2 separate regions of the Homo sapiens genome follow, and region 2 is linked to region 1. The links are chromatin loops, found by intact Hi-C in ENCODE. Cell type or tissue: IMR-90. All regions are shown on one strand. Links, peaks and the distances in the headings refer to the core of each region. The heading gives the core; the rest is flanking DNA. Region 1 overlaps QNG1 (Q-nucleotide N-glycosylase 1). Region 2 overlaps AGTPBP1 (ATP/GTP binding carboxypeptidase 1).

Region 1 (9,751 bases), core at 1,024-9,023:
ACTCATTACTGCCTCCATTTATGCCTTGCTTCTAAAAGGGTACTCTCCTATCCGTAGCTAGTTTGATACAGGGTGGACAAATTCTTTTGCCACTTAGTGCATTTAAGTAAAATTTGGATTTTGTTTTCCAAAAGGTATGTTACTGCAAAACTAGACCAAAAATAAACAAACTGTAAATGTAATGTAACAAACATAAGTATAGTGTACTCATTTTTAAAAACTACCTTAAGTGAAATCTAGGACCAGCTTAATTTGACCAGGTGAGGTAGGACCTTCCTTAACTGGCTTCCAATGGTACTTCCAAACTTGAGGATTTGCTACATTTATATTCTTTCCCTTCTCCCCTCATCTGGGTATCTCAGGGACAACCCTTGGAAGTGCCACTTAGATTTCTGTCCACTGTCTTTAACCCATCTCTTCACCAAAGACGTAGTACTTGGCCAATTATAAAGACTAACAATGCAATTTAACTAAAGTTAGCTTTTCACTGTGATTCCAGGGCCAGTTTTTAGACCAAATACCTGGGCCATATTACCTTCCCTGACTCTAATCTATGTCAGTCCACTTAAATGTCTTTTTCTGTCTGAAGTCCATGTTCTATCCCATACTGTAAGTTGCTGCATTAGTTATTACATTAGTTTCCTAGGGCTGACATAACAAATTACCACAAACTAGATGGCTTCAAGGAACAGAAATGTATTGTGTCACAGTTCTGGAGACTGGAAGTCTGAAATCAAGATGTTGGCAGGACCATCCTTCCTCTAAAGGCTCTTGGGAATAATTCTACCTTGCCTCTTTCCAGTACCTTGTGGCTCCAGCAGTCCTTGACATTCCTTGGTTTGTAGCTGCATCACACCAATCATGGCCTTCTTATCCTTGTGTCTCCTGTCTCTTTGTATCCTCTTTTCTTCTTTTTTTTTTTTGAGACGGAGTTTTGTTCTTGTCGCCCAGTGCAATGGCGCCATCTCAGCTCACTGCAACCTCCTTCTCCCGGGTTCAAGTGATTCTCCTGCCTCAGCCTCCTGGATAGCTGGGATTACAGGTGCCCACCACCATGCCTGGCTAATTTTTGTATTTTTGGTAGAGACAAGGTTTTACCATGTTGGCCAGGCTGCTCTCGAATTCCTAACCTCAGGTGATCCACCCGCCTTGGCCTCCCAAAGTGCTGAGATTACAGGCATGAGCCACTGCACCCGACCTGTATCCTCTTCTTTTCTTGCTTGCTTTCTTTTTTGTTTAGAAACAGGGTCTTACTCTGTCACCAAGGCTGGAGTGCAGTGGCATGATCATAACTCACTGCAGCTTCAAACTCCTGGGCTCAAGCGATCCTCCCTTCTCAGCCCCAGCCTCCTGAGTAGCTGGGGCTACTAGAGGTGCATACCACCATGCCTGGCTACTTTTTCCATTTTTTGTAGAGAAGGGGTCTCACCTTTCCTTCATTGGATTTAAGGTTGATCCTAATCCAGTATGACCTCTTCACCTGATTACATCTGCAAAGTCCCTATTTCCAAACAAAGTCAAAGTCACAGGTACCAGGTGTTATGACTTGAATGTATCTTTTTATGAGCCACAGTTCAACCCACTACTATTATCTATTGCTGTGTAACAAATTACGCTAAAATTTAGTGGTTAAAACAACAGACATTTATGATCCTGGGTCAGGAACCTGAGTGCTGCTTAACTTTGTACCTCTGCCTCAAGGTTACAGTCCAGCCGCCAAGTGGAGCAGTGTCTTACCTGATAGCTCTACTCGGGTGGGAGCGTCTGCCTCCGTGGCCACTCTGTTGGCTGATTTGGCAGTTTTAGCAAGTTGATAGTCAAATTTGGAGGAAATGATTAACAGCAAAACTGAAGAGGAAGGTATGGGCTTCTATGCTAGCACCTGGGGCAAAGTAAGGAAATGGAGGAACCTGGTTAATCACTGTTTCCCCACCTGTTCCACTGACCAGTGCCTAAGCCCATGGGAGAGTTGGATGGAGGGGGCATAAGTAACACTACTTAAGGTCACAAGATATCCTGGGTACTGTGAGACTTTGTGCATGGGTGCAGTTTGGTGGCCAGAGGCCAAATACAGCTTGCAGTTGTGTTAGGTTTGGCCTGAAAAATGGCCTAGCAATTTTTAATTAGTTTCCAACACTTGAAAATTAGGAGATTTCACATAAAAATCAAACTTCCTGACTTCTCTCATAAGAAAAATATGGAAACACACAGTACCTTTGCATAGTACTATGTACACTACCTCGCTCACTACAGTTTGCATCTGGCTGCTGCATATAGACATGGGTCCATGAGTCCTACTCTAGTCTCAGTGGTAAGACACAGCCAGTGCCTACCTTGCAGGATCAGATATTCCCAAAATAAATATTTATTTATTTTGGAGATACGGTTGGTTCTGTTGCCTAGACTGGAGTGCAATGGCGTGATCTCGGCTCACTGCAACCTCTGTCTTCTGGACTCAAGCGACCCTCCCACCTCAACCTCCCGAGTAGCTGGGACTACAGGCAATACTACCATGCTGGGACTACTACTCCTGAGTAGTTGGGACTACAGGCACATACCACCATGCCTGGCTAATTTTTGTATGTTTTGTAGAGACAGGGTTTTGTCATGTTGCCCAGGCTGGTCTTGAACTCCTGAGCTCAAGTAATCCTCCTACCTCAGCCTCCCAAATTGCTAGCATTACAGAGGTGAGGCACTGCACCCAGCCTACAATAATTTTATTTCTGGTATCAAACCCAATTTTAAATTCCATCTTTTTAATAACTAGCAGTCATAGTTTTAAATTTATGGTTACCACTTACTCATTTATCAAATATTTATTGGGGAGCTAGTATGTGCAAGGTGCTATGCTAGCTCCTGGGAATATTGAGACAAGCCAGATATGGCCCCTGTCTTTGTGGAATTTAACTTGTAATTTAAAATCAGTGCGAAAGTTTTGAAATGATTTAAATTACCAAAAATAACGTCTGAGATTTACAGTTTTAAAATGAGTACCATTTAAATACTCTGTTTTGTTCTACAGGAAAGTTCAAGTAGATTATGTATCATTGACTATTAATTTTTCTTACTGCTTTTCCCCCTTGCAGGAGAAATGCTCTCATATGGAGACAGGCAAGAGGTGGAAATCAGAGGGTGCTCGCTTTGGTGTGTTGAGCTGATCCGGGATTGTCTTCTGGAGCTTATTGAACAAAAGGGTGAAAAACCTAATGGAGAGATCAATTCCATTCTTCTGGATTATTACTTATGGGACTATGCCCATGACCATAGGGAAGATATGAAAGGAATTCCGTTTCATCGCATACGTTGCATATATTATTGACCTCAAGTGTAAACTGATCCAAAGAAAACCCCCTGCGTTTTATATCATATCATCTGTACAGTTTTGCTTTGATATTTAGAGAACATGATCGAGGTTATAGGAAATTGATTGCCCATTCTCACTTGAAAAATACTTCCTAGGCCGGGCACAGTGGTTTATGCCTGTAATCCCAGCACTGTGGGAGGCTGAGGCGGGTGGATCATCTGAGGTCAGGAGTTTGAGACCACCTGGCCAACATGGTGAAACCCCATCTCTACTAAAAATACAAAATTAGCTGGGCGTGGTGGCACGTGCCTGTAATCCCAGTTACTTGGGAGGCTGAGGCAAGAGAATCGCTTGAACTCAGAAGGTGGAGGTTGCAGTGAGGCGAGATTAGGCCATTGCACTCCAGCCTCAGCAACAAGAGTGAAACTTTGTCTCAAAAAACAACAACAACAACAACAACAACAACAAAACTTCCTAGGCCAGATGTGGTGGCTCATATGTATAATCTTAGCACTTTGGGAGGCCAAGGCAGGAGGATTGCTTGAGGCGAGGAGTTCAAGACCAGCCTAGGCAACATAGGGAGACCCCCATCTCTACAAAAATTTAAAAATTAGCCTAGCATGGTGGCACGCTCTGTAATCCCAAATACGCGGTAGGCTGAGGCTGAGGAGGGTGGATTGCTTGAGCCCAGGGGTTTGAGGCTGCAGTGAGCCACAGTCACGCCACTGCATTCTATCCTGGGCAACAGATGGAGACCTTGTCTCAAAAAAAAAAAATTCCTGACATCGCTATGTATTCCCAACTTTATCATTTGTCTGCCTGTTTAGTTTTGACTTATGTTTTTTTTTTTTCCCCCCTGTGGACATGTAGTTGACGGAAATCGTGAAGGAACTTTAATATTTTATTTAAATTTCCCAAAACTAATCATGCCTTATGTGACTAATCTTCAGTGATAATATTTCATCTACTGATATATTTTCTTGAGGTGTGTAATTTTCAGTATACCTTAATCATTTGGTATAAAAAAGAGAGAGGTTTTTGATATATGAATGCTGTTCTTGTAAAAATCAATCTTGACACTTTATTTTAAACTTTTTATTGGTAATGACAGTGGGTTTTGTACATCATGATTTTCAATTTAGGATATCTGTCTAATTTGTTTTTTCAGAGTAACTATATTGGAATTCAATAAAAATATTCAAAATTTTTCTTAAACCTGGAATGGATTATTTCATTAAAATAGAATTTACTATATATAATTTTAAAAGGTTTACTGTAAGTTAGATTATTTACCTTCTGCTGCAGAACTCTCATTACCTGTCAAGTACTCATTTCCCACCACCCCCGCCACATTCCTTCTAACAGAATCTTGATTTTGTTAGGTATCTACCTTGTCTGCTTGCTGTGACTTCAGAAAAGTCAGAAAAAGATGCCCTTTTCCCAAGCACTTTACTGCCATCTGCTGGAAATTTGTCATAATAACCTTACAAATGACTGTGAGTGAGGCCTCCTGGAGTTGTGCACTACACAACTTGCACAACCATAGGAGTGGTCCTGTGTCTATCCCTGTCCTGTATGACTCAGGGGATGGTGATCCCATCCCCAGTTCTGGAGGTAGATCTTGTATGAATGGTTTACTATTCCTGGTCACTTTACTCTCCTTGCCTGTGATTGCTTTGATAATGGGTATATAATCTAGTTCTGGACAGTGACACTGGATGACAAGTCTGCTGGGAAGCTTCTAGAAAAGGATTCTTCACTTTTAAGAAAGAGATATAGGACAAAGTTCCCTTTTCTTCCTCTGAGCAATGCTTTTAGCATGATACCTGCTATCATGCAGGTAGCCATTTTGTGGAGCTAGAGCCCAGCTATACTTTCCATGCCTGAGCCCATCCTATCCATGGACTTCATACTTGAGATAATAAACACATTACCTTATTATTTCCAGCATCTTGAATTAGTTTTCTGTAACTTGTACCAGAAAGCATCATAACAGTTTCCAGTGTAATCTCTGGGCCTCTGCTCCTGCCACCCTTCTGGCACTTCCTGTCTTCCCTTCCCCCTTTCCCTCTTCTCCTCCCCTTTGCTTCTCTGCCCTCCTCCTTCTTCTTCCCTTCTTTCCCCTCCCCCCTCTTTTTCTTCTCCTTCTCCACTCTCTTTTTTTTTATTTTTTATTTTTTATTTTTTTAGAGATGGTCTCACTGTCACCCAGGCTGGAGCACAGTCGTGAGATCATAGCTCATTGTAACCTTGAACTCCTGGGCTCAAGCAATCCTCCCAAAGTGCTGGGACCACAGGCGCATGCCACTATATCTGGCTAATTTAAATTTTTTGTAGAGATGGGGTCTCACTATGTTGCTCAGGTTGGTCTCGAACTCCTAGGCTCAAGCAGTCCTCCTGCCACTGGCCTTCCAAAGCACCGCGTTTACAGCTGTGAGCCATGGTTTCCCAGACCCAGCTGCCTTTTCTCTTCTGCCACTGAGCATAACCTGGAATCAATCCTGGATGCCTGCATTCTAATCTAGCCAGCAGGATTGAAGCAATAAAGAAGAGTAGAAAGAAAGGGTTGAAGCCAGGTGCAGTGGCTCGCTCCTATGGTCCCAGCCACTGTGTGGTGGGGAGGAACTGAGGTAGGAGGATCCCTTGAACGTAGGAGTTCATGTCCAGCCTGGGCAATGTAGCGAGATCCAGTCTCTTAAAAAAAAATAAGGAAGAAACAAAAAGAGTTGACAAGAAAGGCTCTAGTAGCCACCACATTCCATTTTGGTTTCATCTTACTAGAATTTAGTCACGTGACCACAACTAACTGCCAAGAAGGCTAGGAAAGTGGCATGTATTATGGGCATTGGATACCAGCTAAACTGTGTAGAGAGTATGGATGGGCCTGGGCACAATGGCTCATTCCTATAATCCCAGCACTTTGGGAAGCCAAAGGCGGGATGATCGCTTGAGCCCAGGAGGTCGAGGCTGCAGTGAGCAATGATCACCACTGCACTTCAACCTGGGCAACAGAGTGAGACCCAGTCTCGAGAAAAAAAAAAAGTATGGGTGGATACTGGGAAACAGCAAGAAGTTTTTGCCACCCATTAAGTGGATTTTATAGTTTTCTTACCTGATACAGACTAAGAGCATTAAAATAACATTTTGCCTAATGGCTTTAACAGCCATGGATGATTATTTTTCAGATCTATTATTTCATTAGGGATTGCAAAATGGTAGTGTTCTAGTTCTAACATTTTTGGTTTTTGGGGATTTGTGTGGAGATAACATCCCTCTTGGATTTCAGGGTAGTCTGGGGGAACATAATTAACATGGGGCTAGCTCCTGACGTTCCAGAAGAGAATGGAATGTAGAATTAAGTTCTGAAAGTGTTTTCAGTTGTGTTGATTCATTCTGCACACCCTTTTAAAGGTAATGAAAATGTGCACAGCCTCCTGAAACTCCCTGGCACAGTCCTCCATTCAGAGAAGTCTTTTCTAATTCTTTGGTGACTCAGTTTCCTTTAGTAGCCTTTGATTTGCCATCAGTTATAAAATATTTTGTTTTGTAAACAAATTTCAATTATTTTTCTTCAGAGGCCTCCTAATGATTTGCCTCACTCTATGAACTCAAGTTGTTTAGCCAAGGCACCTTGTCAATGCTTTCCAACCAAAGTAAACAGGTTAGATTTATTACTTGTAGCATGGGGTGACTCAGTAGGAGGATTATTTGGGGCAGGGTCTAAGGAAACTGTTCTGTTGAGATTGGATACTCTCAGAAAGCAGGATCAGTTATACTATTGGCTGCTCTACCATTGACTGCCTCAAATTTTTTCTATAGGGAGGGCAGACAAGAGTAAGGATAAAGCTGTCATTGGTAAAGAAGTCAGCAGTCACTCATTTTAGTGGAGATAGGATGTTTGGGTACTTTGTACGGCACGATGCCCTTGTATTTTTCTGTGGTTAGGCAAAATTCTGAAGTGGCCTTATTTAGTCTTACTTTATCATGGTCTCTGAGTAACCTTTCTGATCCAGTCTCTAAAAAAAAAAAAAAAGAAAGAAAGAAAGAAAAAAACAAAGGGTTGACAAGAAAGGCTTTGGTAGCCACCACATTCCACTTTGGTTTCATCTTACTAGGATTTAGTCACGTGACCACAACTAACTGCCAAGAAGGCTAGGAAAGTGATTATGTCCAACAGAAGACTAACTGGTATAGCTGTGGGTGCCAGGCCAGCTTTTTATCAGGGGCTGCTTTTTTTCCTTTATCAACCTTAAACTTCTCCCTAATTAGCACCAAGGCAAATTAATAGATTTTGTTTCATTCAATTCAGAAATCATGTATTGAGCTTCCTCACAGTGTCCCCTCCCCTGAAGCTGAATGGATAATGGCTTAGTCAGGCTGGCACCCCAGTCTGCCCCAGATGCGGATTTAATGACTGTATATGACCTAGGGGATCAGCTTTGAGGCAACTAGACCTTCCTTTTCCTTGCAACTCTGTGACCCGTCTTTCTCGAGGTGTGCTGTTTTTTGCTTTAGTTTAAAATTTCCAGCTTTTTGGTGGGTGCTATAGTCAAATACAAAACCTAAACAAGTAAGGGAATTGATCTATTCAGGCTATTACAATAGGAAAAGCACTCCAAATCCAAAGATCAGAGTCTCTTGGCAGGGTGGTTTTGCCTTAGACTTTTATAGAGAGGAGTATACAAGTTACAGGTGGAGGACTTACATGTGGGATTGTTTTGCAATCAGAAGTCTCAGTCAGTTGCCAAACAGGAAATATTTATCTCTGTGTCATGCTGGTTTTAGGTGGACAAAGAGTTCTAATAGAGAGACAAAGAATGAGGAATTGGGCTGAGCATGGTGATGCACATCTGTAATCCCACCACTTTGAGAGGCCCACACAGGAGGATTACTTGAGCCCAGGTGTTCAAGACCAGCCTAGGCAACATAGCAAGACCCCGTCTCTACGGAAAAAAAAAAAAAAATTGTAAAAAAGAATGAGGAATTGAAGGGTCTGTGTCTGGTCTTGTCCCACTGGGATGGGATAATCTCATGGGATACCATATACTATGGTGTATGCAGTTCATGGGTGACCAAATCATTGTTATGTGATGCATGCCTGTAATTTGTAAAATTCCTTGCAGGTATACAATTTATTGATTAAACAATTGGAAGTTTGGAGAAATATATTATTGTGCCATTCATCTAAATTTCTCTTTTTTCCATACACTGTGTATCTTTTCCTTTCTTTTATCCCTTTGGGTTAAGGATGTTTTAGTTTTAAATGAAATAAATCAAACTAAAACTAGCATAGTGAAAAAGCAATTGTAGTGATCAACAAAATAAGCCCAGGGATAGAGCTGGCTTTAGCCATGATCATGTAACTAGTTACAGTCTAGGGATTAAAATGCACAAAGACCATACCTCATATTTCTTTTCTTTTCTTTCTTTTTTTTTTGAGATGGAATGTCACTCTTGTTGCCCAAGCTGGAGTGCAATGGTACGATCTTGGCTGAGATCAGGAGAATCACTTGAACCTGGGAGACAGAGGTTGCAGCAAGCTGAGATTGCATCATTGCACTCCAGCACTCCAGCCTGCGCAATAGAGCCAGACTATGTCTCAAAAGAAAAAAAAAAAAGGAAAAGGAAAAGAAAGCACTAATCCAACTTCCTGTCTGGAGACAGGACAAACCTAGGAATTCTCTCCCTTTCTTCGCCATTCCCATTTTGCCACTCTCAAGATAGACTAAGAGTCAGTTGATATAGAATACTAACCTGTATTTGGTTGCAGGAGTAGAATGCAATTATTAAGGCTCAACAGCTTTGTTCCTTTTTTAAAAAAACATAAACATGTTGCTTTGGCCGGGCGTGGTGGCTCACGCCTGTAATCCCAGCACTTTGGGAGGCCGAGGCAGGAGGATCACAAGGTCAGGAGATCAAGACCATCCTGGCTAACACGGTGAAACCTGTCTCTACTAAAAATACAAAAAATTAGCTGGGCGTGGTGGCGGGCACCTGTAGTCCCAGCTACTTGTGAGGTTGAGGCAGGAGAATGGCGTGAACCTGGGAGGCAGAGCTTGCAGTGAGCCGAGATTGCGCCACTGCACTCCAGACTGGGTGACAAAGCGAGACTCCATCTCAAAAAAAAAAAAAGTGTTGCTTTGTTTTTTAGAGGCAGCGTCTCACTCTGTCACCTAAGCTGGAGTGCAGTGGTTTGATCACTGCTCACTGCAGCCTCAACCTCCTGGGCTCAAGCAATTCCCCCACCTCAATCTCCCAAGTAGCTGGGATTACAGGCGTGCACCACCATGCCTGGCTAATTTTTATTTTTTGTAGAGATAGAGTCTCACTAGGTTGCCCAGGCTGGTCTCGAACTCCTGACCTCAAGTAATCCTCCTGCCTCAGCCTCCCAAAGCATGAGCCATTGTGCCCAGCCAAGGCTCAATAACTTTGACGAAGCCTGAGTCA
Region 2 (9,751 bases), core at 740-8,739, 1.7 Mb before region 1:
CAGTAGATATTTAATGTGAGAAAGTAAGTAAATTAAAAACAGTTTAAAGGAAAAACTTTAGAAAGGGAGCATCCAAAAAAAACCATTGTTTAACATTTTGTTATCTGTTCTTAAACTTATTCACATTCACATACATAATTTTAAAATTAAGTTTTACTCTTTTACAGATTTGGGATTATAGTATGAAAGCTCATGTGTAACACTACATTTTTTTAAAACTGTACAATAATTTGTAAAAAAACTTTCCCCATGCCCATTAAATATTATTCAGCAGCATCATTAGTAATGTCTGTGTAATATTCTATTGAGTAAGGTACAATAAATGAATGATAACAGATTGAAGATTTAAGTCTTTCTCCACATTTCAAAATTATAAGCTGTCTTGCAGTAGATACCCTTAATTATTTGTTTACATATATGTTTCTGATTATTGCCATGAATTCCTAGAAGTTGGATTTCTCAAAGAGAATGAACATATGTTGCTGAAGACTAGGGAAAATGGGTACTACAGTGCTGGTGAAGTATTAAATTAGTTCAGCCTTTTTGAAGTGCATTTGATAGTATGTTTTTGGTGTTTATATTTAACAGCATCCATCCGGATTTATTTTGGTATTTTCTGTGAATTGGGATTTAACTTAATCCTATTCTTAGTGGTTAAGTAGCTACAACTAAATTCATTCGTTCTCCAAAGAGTTTTAAAGTGTCGTTGATGAATTTATTGAATTGTTAGACATTTCACATTTACAACTGCATACCTGAGCCACGAATGAACGAAAGGTACGAAATACCGTTCAGAAGCCGTTAAACATTGTTGCTCTGTTTTGGCTGTTACAGACAATGGTCAGGTTAGTAAAAACAGATTAGAACCTGATTGATAAAATGCCACCATAACTTGCTTATAATTCCTCACTTTTTGAATTTGAATTCAATTATTTTGACCTCTTAGACACATGTCCCCATTGGTTTGAAACACTGCAGTTCTCATAATCTATGGTCCTACATACACACTAATTATGTTTGGGGGTTTCTTGTTGATCTAGTACCACTGTGTTTCTAATTTATTTTGACTTTAAAATATAGTCTAACATCCTGTAGTTATTTTCAAATACGATATACAGACTTTTCTACCTATTTTTTCTGAATAGTTTATTCTGAATATGATTCACAATAATTTTATCAAATACCAAAAATTTCCATTGGATTAAATTTGTGGAATAGTTTGGGAGAGGCATAATATTTTATATCCAGTCTTACTACTAAGGCACGTGATGTTTTGTTTTGTTGATTCAAGTTTTTTTATGCCTTCACCTATGTTTTTTAGTTTTCTTATTGTTTTATATTTCTGTTTACCTTTGTTTCTGTTGTGAAAGAGTACTCCTATTTTCAAACATTACTTCTATTAAGAAAGCTACTGATTTTTATATATTTACTTGAAAATCAACCTTCTTGCTGAACTTTTTATTAGTTGTTACAGTTTCTGAGTTGGTACTTTGGATTTTCTTGATACCTAGAATTTCTGTGATTCATAGCTATATTGTGTGTCTTTCATTGTTTTTGAATAGAATTTTAACAATGTTTAAATTAAAGGGGTACACTGGGCATCCTTGTATTTTATTTTAACTTCAATGGGAATGTTGCTAGTGTTTACATTAAGCATATCCTTGTTTTGAGATACATATTTTTCTATTTCTAAAAATAAAAATAAAGAATTTCTTTTTTTAAAAAATCAGATTTAAGAATTTTTTTGCATTTATCAATGAATGTAATGTGACCATATAGTCTATAACCTTTGGATGTGTTATATTATGTTAATAATATTCATGTTATTAAGCCACCCTTGGATTTTAGGAATAGGTCAGCTTGGCTGTGTGAATTGATCTTTTATGATACAGCTATTTTTGATTTGTTAAAATTTTGTTTAAAGGTTTTACATCATAAGTTAGACAAGTCAGTTTCTTTTTCGAGAACTATCTTTGTCTAGTTTTGGAAGGAGGCTGATCTTACTTTGAACACTTAAATGTAAAGGCTTTTATTTTTGCACCCTATGTTCTGGAGCAGTTTAAATAACATATGTTTTAATGAAATTTGCAAAAAATGTGCCTCTAAAACTGTCTGATTCTGTACCCTTTAATTGGGTGAGAGGGGGTGCTTTTGGACTTTTTCAGAGTTTTCTATAACTCAGTCTAGACTAGTTTTTTATTTTTTGTTGAGGGAGTCTTGATAATTTGTATTATATATTTTTATGTCAGTGACATTTAGATTTTAAAAATTCAGTAGCAGAAATTTGTGTGCTATCTGCAATATGTATATTTGCTTATTCTCTGGATTAGTTTTTTCCAATTTTTTGGTACTTAAAACTTATTTTGTTGTTTTATAATTTTAAAAAGCTGGTTTATTCATTATTTCTATTGGAATTTTTTATACTTATTAATTTCTCTCTTTACCTCTCTGCAGGCTGATTTTTTTTTCTTTTTCTAACTTCTGGTATGTTTACCTAAATTTATTTTTGTCTGTTGATCAAAGTATTTAAGTTTCAAATTTTCTCTTGATTACAACTTCTGTATTTCCCTTTCAAATTTTAATATTAAGATCTCCTTGTTATTTTTTATATTACTTGTATGTAATGTGGTATCCTTTAGATTAGAATTATTTAGGCAAGAGTTTACATTTTAGTTGGTTGTATTATTTTTGTGAAGACTTTTCTCATTCTTTCAAATTTTAATCCATTTTGTTCACTGATGTGGAATTTATGATTTGCAGTAATTTTTTGTGGCTTAATATCTGGTCAGTTTTGTGCTCATGGGCACTTGGAAAATAATATTCATTCTTTTTAGGCAACATAATGTAACATACATTGTTTAGTGAGGAGAAAAAAAAAAAACCTGTTTTTCTTCCTACTACTCACACCACTTCCCACACTTCTGTGCCCAAATGTGTGGGGATTATTTTCTCCACACATTCCAGTTCTTCTACTCTCCAGACACCAACTGGGTGTCCTTCCTACAATTCAGTTATGATACAAACTACCTGGAGTTAGTGCAGACCTCAAGGATTAAGGACTCAGTCTCCCACGACTGCCCCTCACTACAGATGCCAGTCAAAAGTAGTGGGTCCCCAGGTTACCATACTTCTCTCTGACTTGGTTACAAACAGGGGGTCCCATAACCCTCCTCACTTTGATAATTTGCTATGGCAGCTCACAGGACTCAGGGAAACACTGAATTACGATTCACAGTTCATTATAAAGGATAGATTTAAGGATTCAGATGAACAGCCCGATGAACAGGTAGGTCCAGAAGGGTCCTGGGTACAGGAGCTTTTTTCCCCATGGAGTTGGAGTGCCCCACCCTTCTGGCATGTGGATGCATTCATCACTTGGAAGCTCTCTGAATCCCGTGTTTTGGAGATTTTTATGGAGGCTTCATCACATCGATATGATTATTAACTCAGTTTACATCTCCTTTCCTTTCCCTTGAGGATGGAGTTTGGGGCTGAAAGTTCCAAGCTTCTTATCATGACTTGGTCTTTTTGGTGACCAATCCCCATCAAAGAGTACACCAAGAGCTGCCTCATTAGAATAGAAGTTGTTTCTATCACCAGGAAGTTCTAAGAGATTTAGAAGCTCTTTGTCAGGGAGTGGGGTCAAAGACCAAATATTAGAACAAAAGATGTTTCTGGCACCTCCATTGCTTGGGAAATGACAAGGGTTTTAGGAGCTCTGAGCCAGGAACTGGGGGGTAGAGACCAATATATATAGAGAGAGATTTCTTATTATTTCATATTTGGCTGGGCATGGTGGCTTATGCCTGTAATCCCAGCACTTTGGGAGGCTGAGGTGGGTAGATCACAAGGTCAGGAGTTCGAGACCAGCCTGACCAACATGGTGAAACCCCATCTCTACTAAAAATACAAAAAATTAACCAGGCTTGGTGGCACACACCTGTAATCCCAGCTGCTCAGGAGGCTGAGGCAGGGGAATAGCTTGAACTCGGGAGGTGGAGGTTGCAGTGAGCTGAGACTGTGCTATTGCACTCCAGCCTGGGTGACATAGTGAGACTCTGTCCCCCAAAAATATATTGTTTCATATTTAATATTATACATCTATTCAACTTTCTATATCCTTGTTTATTTTTTGTCTTCTCTATCTACCTAAGACTTAAAAATACTTAATAGTCTTTCAATTATGTTGTGTTTCTGTCAAGCCTTCATTTAAAAACTTTTTTTTTCTATTTTAATACAATGTTACTTGGCACACAGAATTTTGTAAGTTTTCCATTTTCCTTTTGCATATCTCTTTAATAGTATAAAATTATCACATTTATCTCATTCAGCATCTTTTGCCTTGAATTCTGTTTTTATATTGGTTTGAATTTGCTTGATGTATGTTTGCTTTTTTTTTCATAAATAAGAGGTTGGATTTTGTTGTTTGATCATTTGTCTTTTAATAGAGGAGTTTAACCTGTTTAAAATTCTTACAATTGATGTGTTTGGGTTTTTATGCTTTCTATTTTTGTACTTCTTTATTGTTTTCTTTATTTTTTATTTAGTGTGACACTTATTTTAGCTGTGGAATCCAAAATGTAAAATGCAAAAAAAAAAAAAAAAAAAGAAAAGCCCCTAAACCACAAGATACAGATCACGAGGCATATTCTGCATTGGATTTTTCAGTCTTGCTCCATCTGCCTTAAGTTTAATAGAGATTCCTTCCAGATTCTGATGATAAGTTGTCTATTGTGAGTTTTCTTCTTATTTCCATGTATTTGTAAGTATTTAACTAGGAAGTTAGTAGAAGCTATGGGAGCTGTTTAGGTAGATGTAATATTTTATTAAACTTATCTTTAGATTTGTTAGGTCAGTACAACATAAAGCAAATCTTGGTTTGTCTTAACATTAACAGAATTAAAAGAAAGGGACCAATATTTTGGTAAACTAGAATTTAACATTGTAAGCAATTATAACTAGCAATAATTCATTTTAAGGGTGGGGGCTGATGACCAAAGAAAGTATGTGCAGTGGAAACTTCTTCATCTGGAGGTATTTATTTAATTGTCAGACATGATTGAAATGAGGAAGTAGTATCAGTTAGGAGAGTAGCTTATTGTCTGTAATTTTTTTTTTGATTGGGGCGTGCCGGTTGGGGTACTATTTAAGTGTTGGATTCTAGAAAATGTGCCCAATAGAGGTCTTGTTCTTTGGCAGTGTCCCCAAAAAGGAACAGGCTGGCAGTTGCTTCTCTTTCAAGTTGTCCTTTTCTTTGAGCTTTTTAAAAGTGATTCTATTGAATACTTAGTGGTTTTCACAAGTGAATGATCTTAAAATTAAGCAGTTTAAAAATATTTATGTTTCACACTGTATTTTCAATTGTAAAGAGAATACTGCCTTTGAAATACTGAATTTGAGAATGTGTGTCACTAAATAGTGCTGTGTCTGTTTCAATCCATCACCCCCTCTTACCCCCCCATTACTTGGAAGGGATTTGCTGAAATTACCACCAGATGGCAGTCTTGCATTTTAGTGACTTGGAGCTTCAGTACCAAGCTTCTCTTTCACTTTCTCTCCATCTTTGTTTCTCTCAGATTTCTGAGGATTTTCAACTGCCTTCTTACATAAATTGAACATGTTTGGAACCAGGCAATAAAGTACAATTTTGGAGTCTAGTCTGTAGCATTCTCACCGCTTTGCCCACGTTAGTTAATTCAAGTCTCCTCTGCCTCCCTAGAATGGATTAGTCCCCCTGACAAATGTTCCTCATACATTTTTGCCTTTTGGGGTGCTCTTTACAGTTTAATATTATTTAGGTGTGTGGCTTTCCTACATTTCCTTCTTCTCTTTGTAATTAGTGTTATACATTGAGGTACTTTGAGACTATCTAAATATCTTGTTCCTTCTCAAGCTTTTAATGTATTATCAGTATAGACTGGGTTTCCTATTTGACTCAATGAGTTATAATTTGTTGCTATCATTATTTATTTTGATATTCAAATTGTCCAGGATTTGGCCAGTGGGATACCATTAATGCTGGTGTGTGTGCCCTTTTGAGATATCCCTGTCATTCCTTATGGGTGCCCTTGCTTTTTGGCACAAGGCCCATCTTGCTTTTCTCTACCCCTGAATGAAATCTGCCATTTCTTCAAAGAGTGCCATTTTACTTTAGTAGTGAATGATGTTTAAAAACCAAGATCTGGCCGGGCGCGGTGGCTCACGTCTGTAATCCCAGCACTTTGGGAGGCCAAGGCAGGCGGATCACCAGGTCAGGAGTTTGAGACTAGCCTGGTCAACATGGTGAAACCCCGTCTCTACTAAAAATACAAAAATGAGCCTGGCACCTGCATGTAATCCCAGCTACCTGGGAGGCTGAGGCAGGAGAATCGCTTGAACCTGGGAGGTGGAGGTTGCAGTGAGCCAAGATCATGCCATTGCACTCCAGCCTGGGCAACAAGAGCGAAACTCCATCTCAAAAAAAAAAAAAAAAAGATCTGTACACTTGGTATACACATTGCTATTGGGTTATTACTGTTTACAAACTATCTCAATGAACAATTAGGGAGTATATTTAATACATACATAATATTTACACAGTAATTCACATTTGTAGTGGTTTCCATATTTGTAGGTACATATTTATGTATGTGTGTATATAATCACACAAACACACATACACTCCATGAGATTATACTTATACCTTAACTTTCGAGCAAATAACACAGGCTTTATTCTTGTTTTCTTTCCATATTTACAACTTTCTTCTCCAACAGAGATAATTTTGGGCCCCACTGTCCGTAATATATTAACTTGTTTGATCAATTCCAGTTTATGTAATAATCTCCCTGTTGTCTATTTGGACAGATGCCTTCCTCCACCCTATTGAGGGTCTGATATCCCAAATTATTCTTCCTTCCATCCTCCTGCGTGGGTTCCCTCCCTGTTTGTTTTTTTCATTTTGTTTGTAATTTCTAGTTTTAGTACACTGTGACCAGAGTTTGTAATATTTCTGTTTTGTGAAATTTGGTGTTGTTTTCCCTGTGATGTAATATATTATCAGTTTTTGTGAATGTATTGTGCTATTGAGAAGATATATTACTTATATCATCTTATATTATATCTTAATATATTATCATCAAATTCCAAGCAAAGAAGATATCTTTGCTTAAAATTTGCTGATAATATATTGTCATATATATTATCAATTTTTATGAATGTATCATGTGCTGTTGAGAAGAAGATAATAAAGAATATATCTTCTTCACATAAGAAGATATATTTTTCATCTGTATCAGGATGAGACATTTGACATTTAGATGTAAAAATTGCCACATTGATTATGTCATTTGGTTCTCTATATTTTGTTTTCTTGTTCAATTGTTCTATCTTATTCTGAGAGTGGTGTTTTGAAGACTATATCAATAGTATGTCCCTGTCGATTTCTGCTTATATCTTCTGTAGTTTCTGCCTTATGTAGGAGGTTGATCTTATCAGATGCATTGATATTAAGTATTATTATATTTTCATTATGAATTGTGACTTTGTCATTATAAAATTCCTCCTTTTTCTCATTAAATATTTTTTATTCTAAAATCTACTTTAAAGATTTCAACCCCAATTCTGTTGTTCCATCCTCTATATCTTTGCTCATTTTACTATTTATAAACAATTTAAAGTTTGTTATATTCTGTCTTCTAGTAATGCTGAAGGCCTGGGTCATGTGTGGTTTTATATGTGCTACTTATTGAATTTATTTATTTCTTCTTTGGTTGGGATGAAAAATCAAATTCTGAGACTGGAGGATAATGGCAGCCACCTGAATCTGAATCTGAAATCGCAGCTGTAATACTAGACGTGTTAGAAGCATGTATTTTTTTCTACGTAGAGTCATTGGGTGTAAATAACATGCAGCTTACGATAGATGCCTTCAGGTTTATTAGAGCTCCACTTTAAACTTTTCTTGTTCTCCTCATCTGTTAAATGAGGGTGTTAACATCAACTCCAACATTTTACAAATCTGTGATTTATAGTACATTAATGATTATGACCTAAAACACCTCATCTTTCTTTGTATTTGCACATAATATTAACCATGTTCTCAATAAAACTTTGGCCTTTACTTGGATATTATTAGGGGCTAGTGCCATTGGCACTCTGGCAATTTAATATTTTGATTATCTATATTTGAGGCAAAAAATTTACAGTTTTAAGCACACTTGTTTTACATACATGAAGGTTTATCCTTTCACTAATGAATAAATCTTGCTCAGATATAGGCTTTCCATACTATATCAGGTTGAATAGACTGGTTTATTGAGTCTGAGTTTACCTCATTTGATTGATTCTTGCTGGGGCAACTTACTTTGTCCAAATGGTTTTTGTTACAGTCAGAATATCCAAATATAGCTAACTTCACTGTGACCAGCATTTAATATGATTGTTTTAAATGTGATATGAGAATACATTGTTTTAAATGTAATGTAATAATAATTGTTTTTTATAACATTAGAACACATGAGACAAATCTAAAGTGCTATTTGACCTTAACTTGAACCTTTCACTACTTTATATAGTTAACTTTTAAAAATTGATACATAATATTTGCACATATTTATGGGGTATATGTGATATTTTGTTACATGTATAGAATGTGTCACAATCAAGTCAGGGTATTTAGGATATCCATCACCTTGATGATTTATCATTTCTGTATGTTAGGAATATTTTAAGTCCTCTCATCTAGCCATTTTGAAATATACAATATATTGTTACTGATAGTCACCCAACTCTGCTATAGAACATTAAAACATTTCTTTTCTTGAACTATATATTTACACTCATTAACCAACCTCTCTTCACCCCCCTTATCCCTCCCACACACCCTTCTCAGCTTTTGTATCTATTATTTTAATTTCTACTTCCATGAGATCAACTTTTTTACCTACCACATATGAGTGAGAACATGCAATATTTGTCTTTCTATGCCTGGTTTATTTCACTTGACATAAAGACTTCCAATTCCATCCATGTTGCTGCAAAGGACATGATTTCATTTTTTATGGCCACATTGTATTTCATTGTGTATATATATCATTTTCTATATTCATTCATCCATTGATGGATGCTGAGGTTGATTCATATCTTTGCTATTGTGAATAGTGCTACAATAAACATGGGGTGGGTGTAGGTATCCTTTCAGTATACTGATTTCCTTTACTTCGGATAAATACCCAGTAGTGGGATTGCTGGATCTTATGTTGTTTTATTTTTAGTTTTTTGAGAAATTTCTGTACTGTTTTCCATAGTGACTACACTAATTTACGTTCCCACCAACAGTATGTAAGAGTTCTCTTTTCTCCACATCCTCACTAACATCTTTTTTTTTTTTTCTCTTTTTAATAATTGCCATTTTAACTGGGGTAAGATGGTATCTCATTGTAGTTTGATTTGCATTTCCCTGATGATTAGTGATGTTGAACATTTTTTCATATGCCTGTTGGCCATTTGTATATCTTCTTTTTGAGAAATATCTATGTCCTTTGCCTACTTTTTAATGAGATTATTATGATTATTTTTTACTATTGAGTTGTTTGAGTTCCTTGTATATTTTGGATACTAATCCCTTGTCAGATAAATAGATTGTAAATATTTTCTCCCATTCGACAGGTTGTTTCTTCACCCTGTTGATTGTTTCCTTTTATTGGAGAGTTTGGTCAAGTTACATTCATTGTTATTGATAGGTAAGGACTTACTCCTGCCATTTTGTTGT

The links. Hi-C counts contacts between places; a loop is a spot of excess contacts. Peaks named below come from ENCODE experiments on the same cell type or tissue, not always from the same donor. Only the 100,000 strongest peaks of a DNase experiment are listed, where the experiment ranks them.
Region 2: it touches region 1 in a loop (4-fold over the local background); 3 of 110 quality-filtered maps call a loop at or near these places.

Annotation. Positions count from the first base shown.
Region 1 is chr9:83,933,079-83,942,829 of GRCh38, reverse strand. It overlaps QNG1 (Q-nucleotide N-glycosylase 1), which reads left to right. Exons shown (of 4, transcript NM_032307.5): 4 at 3,087-4,519. The coding sequence ends at 3,319. Among named protein-coding and RNA genes, the nearest start is that of KIF27, 17 kb to the right of the region's middle. In IMR-90, for the core only: a CTCF peak has its summit at 4,770 (motif pointing left); DNase peaks (open chromatin) are centred at 4,769, 7,409, 8,039 and 8,859; H3K27ac peaks cover 79 bases.
Region 2 is chr9:85,606,013-85,615,763 of GRCh38, reverse strand. The region is part of intron 17 of AGTPBP1 (ATP/GTP binding carboxypeptidase 1); the gene reads left to right. Among named protein-coding and RNA genes, the nearest start is that of AGTPBP1, 130 kb to the left of the region's middle. In IMR-90, for the core only: a CTCF peak has its summit at 5,494 (motif pointing right); a DNase peak (open chromatin) is centred at 5,523; H3K4me3 peaks cover 216 bases.